Regions from separate parts of the Homo sapiens genome. Here region 1 is linked to region 2. Evidence: read pairs that join two places in POLR2A ChIA-PET (ENCODE). Cell type or tissue: OCI-LY7. All regions are shown on one strand.

Evidence for each region. Peaks named below come from ENCODE experiments on the same cell type or tissue, not always from the same donor. Only the 100,000 strongest peaks of a DNase experiment are listed, where the experiment ranks them.
Region 1: POLR2A ChIA-PET joins it to region 2 with 5 read pairs; 2 of 35 experiments call an interaction of 5 or more read pairs at or near these places.

The regions. Positions count from the first base shown.
Region 1 is chr17:39,882,216-39,887,215 of GRCh38, forward strand. No RefSeq gene overlaps it. Among named protein-coding and RNA genes, the nearest start is that of ZPBP2, 17 kb to the left of the region's middle. In OCI-LY7, no CTCF peak of the experiment used is centred here; no DNase peak of the experiment used is centred here.
Region 2 is chr17:38,654,576-38,659,575 of GRCh38, forward strand. No RefSeq gene overlaps it. Among named protein-coding and RNA genes, the nearest start is that of EPOP, 18 kb to the right of the region's middle. RefSeq lists enhancers at 2,421-2,715, 4,131-4,630. In OCI-LY7, no CTCF peak of the experiment used is centred here; DNase peaks (open chromatin) are centred at 2,646 and 2,936; H3K4me3 peaks cover 2,029 bases; H3K27ac peaks cover 1,355 bases.

The sequences.
Region 1 (5,000 bases), 1.2 Mb after region 2:
TGTCCTTTAAGTAATTTGTTCATTTCATCTCAATTATCAAATTATAGAATTATTTATAATATTCCTTTATTATCTTTTTAATGTCATTAATGACATTAATGTTTAGTAGTGATAATCCCTCTTTTATTTCTGATATTAGTAATTTGTGTCTTCCCCTTTTTTTTCTTGGTTAGCCTGGCCAGAGTTTTATCAATTTTACTGATGTTTTCTAAGAACCAGCTTTTGGTTTCCTTGATTTTCTCTGTTGATTCCCTGCTTTCAATTTAATTGATTGTTGCTCTAATTCTTATTAGTTCTTTTTTTCTGCCTGCTTTAGGTTTATGTTGCTCTTCTTCCTGTAGTTTCCAGAAACTTGTACCTCTAATCTAAGGCACATGCTTAGATTATTGATTTTATATTTTTCCTATTTTCTGATATGTGCATTCAATGCTATCAATTTCCCTCTAAACATTTGCTGAATCCTACAAGTTTTTATAAGTTGTATTTTCATTTTTGTTTAGTTTAAAATATTTTAAAATTTCTTTTGAGATTTCTTTGACCCATGTGTTATTTAGATGCCTATTGTTTAATCTCCAAATATCTTTTAATTTTCCAGCTATCTTTCCATTATTGATTTTTAGTCTAATTCCATTGTGGTCTTCAGGCTTACTGTGTATGGATTTTTTTTTTTTTTTTTTTTTGAGACGGAGTCTCACTCTGTCGCCCACAGGGAGTGCAGTGGTGCAATCTCAGCTCACTGCAACCTCTGCCTCCCGGGTTCAAGCGAGTCTCCTGCCTCAGCCTCCCAAGTAGCTAGGACTACAGGCGCCCGCCATCATGCCTGGCTAATATTTTTATGTATTTTTAGTAGAGACAGGGTTTCACCATACTGGCCAGGCTGGTCTTGAACTCCTGACCTTGCAATCCGCCCGCCTCGGCCTCCCAAAATGCTGGGATTACAGGCATGAGCCACCAGGCCCGGCTTGCTTTTATTGTTTTAAATGTGATCAGTACTCGGGAGGCTGAGGTAGGAGGATCGCTTAAGGCCAGGAGTTTGAGACCAGCCTGGGCAACATAAGCATCTCTTAAAAATTTTTTGCTCAGGTACTCTGTTAACAATGTCCAGAATGTTGTTTATCTTGGTGAATGTTTCATGTGAGCTTTAGGAGAATATGTATTCTGCTATTGGTGGATGGAGATTCTGTAAATGTCAATTAGATCCAGTTGATTGATGATGCCATAATTCAACTATATCTTTACCGATTTTCTGCCTGCTGCATTTGTCCGTCACTGATAGAAGAGTGTTGATGTTTCCAAGGATAATAATGGGTTTGTCTATTTCTCTTTGCAGTTCTGTTAGTTTTTAACCCACCTATTTTGATGCTCTGTTGTTAGGCACCTATAAACGACTGTTATGTCTTCCTGGAGAATTGACCCCTTTATCATTATGTAATACCATTCTTCATCCCTGATAATTTTCCTTGTTCAGAAATCTACTTTGTCCAAAATTAATATAGCTACTCGAGCTTTCCTTTGATCAGTGTTAGCATGGTATACTTTTTTTTCTTCCTTTAACCTAATGATAACCAGTTGCTGATAGGTAGCTATTCTGAAATGAGGACTTTCTGTCAAGATAGTGATGTTTTATTTTCACTGTGAGCTGGCTTTGTTTCCTGCATAACTATAACAGATTGCTAATTAACATTGATAAATATATCTCATTACTTTTTCCAATCACCATACAGGTTGAGTATCCCTTATTCAAAATACTTGGGGCCAAGCATGGTGGCTAACATCTGTAGTCCCAGCACTTCAGGAGGCTGAAGCAGGAGGATCACTTGAGGCCAGGAGTTTGAGACCTGCCTGAGCAACATAGTGAGACCCCGTCTCTACAAAAAAAAAAAAATTAAATAGCTAGGTATGGTGGCATGTACCTGTAGTCTCAGCTACTCACAGGCTGAGCTATGATTATGCCACTTCACTTCATCCTCAGTGACAGAGCAAGACCCTCTTTAAAAAAAAAAGACAAAAAACCTTGGGGCCAGCAGTGTTTCAGATTTCAGATTTTGGAATATTTGCATTATATCTACTGGTTGAGCATCCCTAATGCAAAAATCAAAAATGCATCCCTAATCCGAAATCAAAAGTGCTCCAATGAGTATTTCCTTTGAACATCATGTTGACACTTAGAAAAGTTTCAAATCTTAGATTTTCAAATTAGGGATACTCAAACTGTATCTTTCCAAAATAAAGCAGTTCTAATTCCACCGCATATTGGGGGCTAAATTTTACCAGTACTGCTTATGTATCCTGCCGTGGTTTTCTAAGTGTGTTATATATTTACAGTTTTGTCTCTTGAAATAGACAATTTTACTCTGGCATAGAGCTATTTATTACTTCTAATGACATGTTGATGCTACTTTTAGGCATTTTATTTTAATTTTATTGCAATAGGTTTAGGGGTACAAGTGGTTTTGGTTTCATGGTTGAATTGTATAGTGGTGAAGTCTGAAATTTTAGGGCACCCCTCACCCAAGTAGTGTACATTGTACCCAATATGTAGTTTTTTATCCCTCATCCCCCTTCCACTTTCCCCTCTTCTGAGTCTCCAATACTCATACGCATTATACCACTCTGTATGCCTTTGCATACTCATTATTTAGCTCATACTTATGAGAACATATGGTATTTTGTTTTGTTTTGTTTTGTTTTTTTTGTTTCGAGACAGGGTCTTGCTCTGTTACCCAGGCCAGAGTGCAGTGGTACGATCTCGGCTCACTGCAGCCTTCACCTCCTGGGCTCAAGCAATCGTCTTACCTCAGCCTCCTGAGTAGCTGAGACCACAGGCATGCACCATCACACCCAGCTAATTTTTTTTTTCTTTGGTAGAGCCAGGTTTTGCCATGTTGCCCAGGCTGGTCTCGAACTTCTGAGCTCTAGTGATCCACCTACATTGGGCTCCCAGATTTCTGGGATTACAGGTGTGAGCCACCACACTCAGCCAGTATTTGGGTTTTTTTTTTTTTTTTTGGTTTTGGTTTTTTAAGACAGAGTCTCACTTGCCCAGGCTGGAGTGCAGTAGTGCAATATCGGCTCACTGCAACCTCTGCCTCTCTGGTTCAAGTGATTCTCGTGCCTCAGCCTCCCAAGTAGCTGGGATTACAGGCATGCGCCACCATGCCCAGTTAATTTTTGTAGTTTTAGTAGAGACAGTGTTCTGCCATGTTGGCCAGGCTGGTCTCAAACTCCTGACCTCAAGTGATCTGCCTGCCTTCGCCTCCCAAAGTGCTGGGATTACAACCATGATCCACTGTGTCCAGCCTGGTTTTTTACTTCTGAGTTACTTCACTTAGAATAGTGACCTCCAATTCCATCCAAGTTACTGCAAAATACATTATTTTGTTCTTTCCTATAGCTGAGTAGTATTCTATGGTGTATACATGCCACATTTTATTTATCTACTTGTCAGTTGAGGGGCACTTAGGTTGGTTCCATATCTTTGCAACTGTGAATTGTGCTGCAATAAACATATGCATGCTGGCTGGATGCAGTGGCTCACCCTGTAATCCCAGCACTTTGGGAGACCAAGGCTGGTGGATTGCTTGAGCTCAGGAGTTCAAGACCAGCCTGGGCAATGTGGCAAACCCCCGTCTCTACCAAAAATACAAAAAATTATCCAGGCTTGGTGGCTTACACCTGTAGTCCCAGCTCCTTCTAGGGGGCTGAGGTGGGAGGATCACTTGAGTCTGGGAGGCAGAGGCTGAAGTGAGCCATGATCATGCCACTGCACTCCAGTCTGGATGACAGAGTGAGACCCCATCTCCAAACAAACAAACAAACAACATATGCGTGCAGGTGTCTTTTTCATATAATGACTTCTTTTCCTTTGGGTAGATACCCAGTAGTGGGATTGCTGGATTGAATGGTTGGTCTACTTTTAGTTCTTTGAGAAATCTGCTATTGTTTTCCATAGAGGTTGTACTAATTTACATTCCCACCAGCGGTGTATAAGTGTTCCCTTTTCAACACATCCACACTGACATCTATTGTCTTTTGACTTTCTAATAATGACCATTCTGGCTGGGGTAAGGTGTTATCTCATTGTGGTTTTAATTTGCATTTCCCTGATGATTAGTGACGTTGAGCATTTTTTCATATGTTTGTGGCTCTTCAAAGGGTCACACGAGTCTGGACACAATGGCTCATGCCTGTAATCAGAGCACTTTGGGAGGCCAAGGCGGGCAGATCACCTGAGATCAGGAGTTTGAGACTAGCCTGGCCAACGTGGTGAAACCCTGTCTCTACTAAAAATACAAAAACTAGCTGGGCTTGGTGGCGCACACCTGTAATCCCAGCTACTTGGGAGGCTGAGGCAAGAGAGTCACTTGAACTCGGCAGGTGGAGGTTGCAGTGAGCCAAGATTGTGCCACTGCACTCCAGCCTGGTCAACAGGGAGACTCTGTCACACACACAAAAAAAGGATCACACGTTACACAAGCAGATACACAGTTTATCTGTGGTATTAAAATTTCATGGGAAGGCAATTGTGGGGGGAAGTCTTAAAAAAAAAGCTTCCTAAAGGAGGGGAAAAGAGGCTGGCAACCCCTGGCATAAAAGATTAAACCCAAAATTGGCATCCAAAGCCTTCTACGGTCTGGTTTCCATTGACCTTTCCACCTTGATTCCTATCATTCTACACTGGGGGACAGATTGGACTAAATCTCTTAAGTTCTCTTCCAGCTCTAAGAATGTAAAGGTCTTTTCAGTTTGAACCCTTTTCTGTAACAAGACTCATCTTGCTTTCTCCTAGACAGACTACACTTATTCCTCATATGTAGAATGCCCTTCCATCTTTGTTTCCACGTTATTCACAACACTTCTACCCACACTGATCAGTTTCTTCCATAAATGTATTGTCTGCTACTGCTAATTTTAGCATGGAACCACATTTTTGTTACAATTTACTTTTTTTCTTTTTTCTTTTTCTTTTTCTTTTTTTTTTTTTTTTTGAGACAGGATCT
Region 2 (5,000 bases):
GGAGGCGGCAGGTCGCCCTGCCCCAGCCCTCAGTGGCCCCACAGCAGCTTGGCTGTTCTTGGTTTTGTTTCTCTCTGCTTCTGCATGATATCTTTGAACAAAAAGTCCCAAGTGTACAAAAAGTCCCGAAAGGCGTTCGCAAACCACTGACCTAGATGGAGGGAATTGTGAGGAGCAGAGGGCACCCTCTTATAAAATGCCTGTACTTCGGTGCAGGGTTTGGTGGTGTCGGCGGTTTGGAGGCCCTTTAAGCTTCCTAACTCCTTGTCACTGGTGGATGGTGGGGTGCCGGCAGGAGGGCATCCCTTTACATAGGGGCTCATTGCTGTATGGATGTGGGCAGAGAACGAACAGGAGAGGGAGACTGAACTCCTGGCTTCCACATCAGGCACAAACCCCAGGACGTGAAGATCCCTAACTGCCTCCCCTCCGGCCCCCAAATAGCAGAACAGAGAGTAATCGCACTGCAGTGGCAGTGGAAAGAGCTGAAGCTAGACGCCGGGAAGAACTTCCCAACTTGGCACCTGGGGGAGGAGCAGCTGGGAGCAAATGTGGAACTGTCTGAGGTAGGAGGAGGTCCCCTTTGCAGGCTGAGAGATAATCACATACATCCTCCCACTCACACCCCCTTCGTCTGCTCCTGCCCCAACCAGGGCTGACTCCAGAAATTCTGCACAGATAAACCTCCAGGCCCTGAAACTCAGCAAGGGGTGGGGAGAGTGGGACCTGGGGCCATGCCCCCTCTGTTGCTAAGAAGCCCTTTCTGGGTGAGCGTGGTGGCTCACACCTATAATCCCAGCACTTTGGGAGGCCCAGGCAGGTGGATCATTTGAGGTCAGGAGTTCAAAACCAGCCTGAACAACATGGTAAATCCCCATCTCTACAAAAAAAAAAAAACTATATATATATATATATACCCACACACACAAAAATTAGCCAGCGTGGTGGCACGCCTGTAATCCCAGCTACTCGGGAGGCTGAGGCACAAGAATTGCTTGAACCCGGGAGGCAGAGGTTGCATTGAGCCAAGACTGCGCCACTGTACTCCAGCCTTGGTGACAGAGCGAGACTCCATCTCAAAAAAAAAAAAAAAAAAAAGAATCCCTTTCTGTCTGACCCCCACCAGACGGCAGCAGAATTGTGTGGAGAGCTTGTTCCCGAGGGACCTGGGGGATGGAGCAGGCAATCCCTTCTCCCTCTGACCTCCAGGCCCCACTGAGCCCTCTGGACACAAGCACAATCAGGCACTTCATGCCTGGCAAGGGTCAGAATGAAAGGCCTGTGTCTGTCTGCTCCCCGCCTCCCTTTCTCCATCTTCAGATAATTCCATCTGCCCTTGGGCCAGAGCCTCATCTTTCTCCCTCCTTTCCCCCTCCTGCCCGCTGAGTTATTTACAAATATCTGGGAACAGAAGGGATTTCTTCAGTGCTCTGTAGTGCCTGCCACTGACTCAGGTCTCTAACATGCTGGGGGGCAGCGAGGGTAAAGATGCTTGTGGTCCTCTCCTGTCACCCACAGGAACCCAAAGAGCTCAATACACTGGGCGCAGTGGCTCATGCCTGTAATCCTAGTATTTTGGGAGGCTGAGGTGGGAGGATCACCTGAGGTCAGGAGTTCAAGACCAGCCTGGCCGACATAATGAAACCCCATCTCTACAAAAATTAGCCAGGCGTGGTGGTACGTGCCTGTAATCCCAGCTACTTGGGAGGCTGAGGCAGGAGAATCACTTGAACTCAGGAAGTGGAGGCTGCAGTGAGCTGAGATAACACCACTGCACTCCAGTCTGGGCAACAGAGAGAGACTCCATCTCAGAAAAAAAAAAAAAAGGCTCATGCCTGTAATCCCAGCACTTTGGGAGGCCGAGGTGGGCGGATCAAGAGGTCAGGAGATCGAGACCAGCCTGGCCAACATGGTGAAACCCCATCTCTACTAAAAATAAAAAAAAATTAGCTGGGCACGGTGGCAGGTGCCTGTAGTCCCAGCTACTTGGGAGGCTGAGGCAGGAGAATGGCGTGAACCCGGGAGGCGGAGCTTGCAGTGAGCTGAGATCGCTCCAGCCTGGGTGACAGAGCGAGACTCCGTCTCAAAAAAAAAAAAAAAAAAAAAAAAGACCTTGGCCTTGGCTAGACACGGTGTAATCCCAGCACTTTGGGAGGTGAGGCCGAGGCGGGCGGATCACCTGATGTCAGGAGTTTGAGACCACTCTGGCCAAGATGGTGAAACCCCATCTGTACTGAAAATACAAAAATTAGCTGGGCATGGTGGTGAGTGCCTGTAATCCCAGCTACTCAGGAGGCTGAGGCAGAGAATTGCTTGAACCCGGGAAGTGGAGGTTGCAGTGAGCTGAGATGGCGCCACTGCACTCCAGCCGGGGCGACAAAGCAAGACTCTGTCTCAAAAAAAAAAAAAAAGAAAAAGAAGAGCTCAATGGCTCCCCAAGGTCACACCGTGGCAGCCCATTTTCTGTTTCCCACTCTGTTCTCCTACATGGTTTGTCCCGGGTACAGGGTGAACCAGGAAGAGGATGAGTTACCGCCATTTCCCCATGGAGTCAAAGGGCTTCTTCCTCCTGGAAAATCCCCGGACACGGAAGTGACTAAGACCTAGTGGAGCTGCTGAACCTAAAAAGTAAGTTCAAATTCGGGGCCCCTCCTTCTGATAGCCATGTGGCCCAAAGAAGGGAAGCTGTCCGTGCAGCTGGGGGAGCTGATCTCCAACATGTTCTCCCCAAGCCCACCTCCTGCCACCCCACCCCAATGCTGAAGCCCAGACAAGCAGCCAGGAACTGGCGTCACCATCCCCAGTCCCGCAGACGCTCATCCCACCGCCACCACCCGTGAGCAACCATTCCGGGGCCTGACATTCTGTCGGCTTCACACCACCTCCCGGAGCCCCAGCCAGAAGCACTTCCTGGATAAAATATTAAACATGCAAATCTGAGACAGAGCCTTAACGAGCGACAGACTGCACGACCACAGCCTGGCAAACGAGACGCACGACGTCCGGGGGTGGGGGGGTGAGAGGTATATATAGATATAGACTTTGGATCTATCTGTGCAATGTGTGTGTAAGGCAGAGAACAGCAGGGATGGAAAAGTACCGCAGCAGCCTCCAGCTGGGGTGGCCTGAGGTGGCGGCAGGAGGCTGGCCGGGAGGGAGGGTCAAGAGGAGCCCCAGAGCCAGGCTCAGAGTGAGGGATGACAAAAGCCCTTTGTGCTTGGATTCTGTGCAGGGGGTGCCAGACACGCTGGGCAGGGGAATGGGCATTGGTTTTGGAGAAGGAAGTTGGTTAGAGGCAAGGCCTCCGAGTGGAAGAAAAGAAGGGGAGACAGAGGAGAGGCATAGACCTGTGTGGCAGGAGTAGGGGTGTCTAGAGGGAGAACACCTCCACTCACATGGGGCACGGGGCGGGGGGGGGGTGTCTCTTGTCACCACACTGGCCCAGGTGTCATGGAGCTCACGTGGAATTAGGTCAGCAAGGTTCCTGCCTTGATTCAGGTCAGCATGCATTTGATGATGGCGCTTCTTAAACTTGTACATGTGCCAGGATCGTCTAGGATCTTGTTGGTAAATGCAATTCCGATTAGGGAGGCCTGGAGTGGGGCCTAAGAGTCTGCATTACTAGCAAGACTCAGGTGATGCCAGTGCTGCTGGCCTCCCGGCCCCCATAAAGTGGCGAGGGACTACAAGGAGCTAGAGCAACACGGAGCTCCCTTTGGCTCAGGCGAACACAGGACCCACAAGAGTCCAGAGTGGGATCAGAGGCTGAGCCCAAAGGCGTCTGGCCTAAGGGGAGGTCCACGGTGCTGATCAAGATGGTGTCTGTCCACAGTGTCCAGCCTGTCATGGAATTAGAACTATAGGACACCTAACTTGGCCCAAACCAACACAGAACCCAGCCCAGGGTGTCAGGGAGCCTGTAGCAGCCCACACTGAGACAGGGCTCACAGGGCCTGGAGTGACATGGAGCCTGGTGGGGTGGGACTGAATGATAGGGCGCCCATGTTGCTTCAGGAAATCACAGAGCCCACAGGGATTAGACTGAAGTGGTGCCCGTTTTGGTCCAGAGTGACATGGAACCCACAGTGGCCACAGGGGTCTGGACTGACTTGGAACTCAGAAAGGACTAACAGAGGTGATGGCCACATTTGCTCAGGGTGACATAGAGCTCATCAGGACTTGGACCAACTGGACCAACCAGGCACCCAACACAGAGCCCCAGACATGACAGGGGGCTCTCCGTGCAAACTCCAGGTTGCAGAAGACAGGAAGGGAGGGTCCGGAGGAGGCTGGGAGAGGAGAGGAGCAGGTGCCGGGGAGCAAGGCTGCTCTGTGGCTGCTGTGAGCCTGCCTGCCGTGGGCTGAGTGCTACTTGGCTGGGCCCCAGAGAGGAGGTGCTGCTGCTGCAAGGCTCAGATGGAGGAGGAAGTGGGAAGCTGGAGGCAGGGTGGGCGCGAGGCTGGGGTGGGGAGAGCACTTCCTCCCCCAAAGAGGCTTGGCACGGGGGCTGGCCCACTGCCCATGTGGATCCTGGCATTTACACTCCCCGCTCCCATTATACACAGGCGATGCGGTGGGTTATGGGTCTGGGACTTACGGACCTCAGATCAAGGAGCATTCAGCGCTGGGGGAACAGACAAACCGATGTCTCCCTGAATGGAGCACTCAGGGTCCAGAGGAGGAAGGGTTCTCCCTCCTGGCACTGGAGGTCCTTTTGATGCAGCCAGGTCCCTAGGCAGAGTGCCCTGGCCCTATTGTGTCCTTGCCCAGAGGAATGCAGAAAACAATGCAGGCTGCCCCTTCCCACATCCCTGGCAAGATCTAGAAATAGGTGCCCACACCTTCGTCTTAACTAAACCCAGCCCTCCCTCCCGCTTCTGGTCAGATGCCTCTCAGTCCTTGTCCCTACCAAGGGGAGAAGCCCCTCAGAGGCTACCTGCAGCTTCTCTTTATGCCAAGGTTAATGTAGAGGAGGAAGGGATGGAGGGAGGGGCATTACT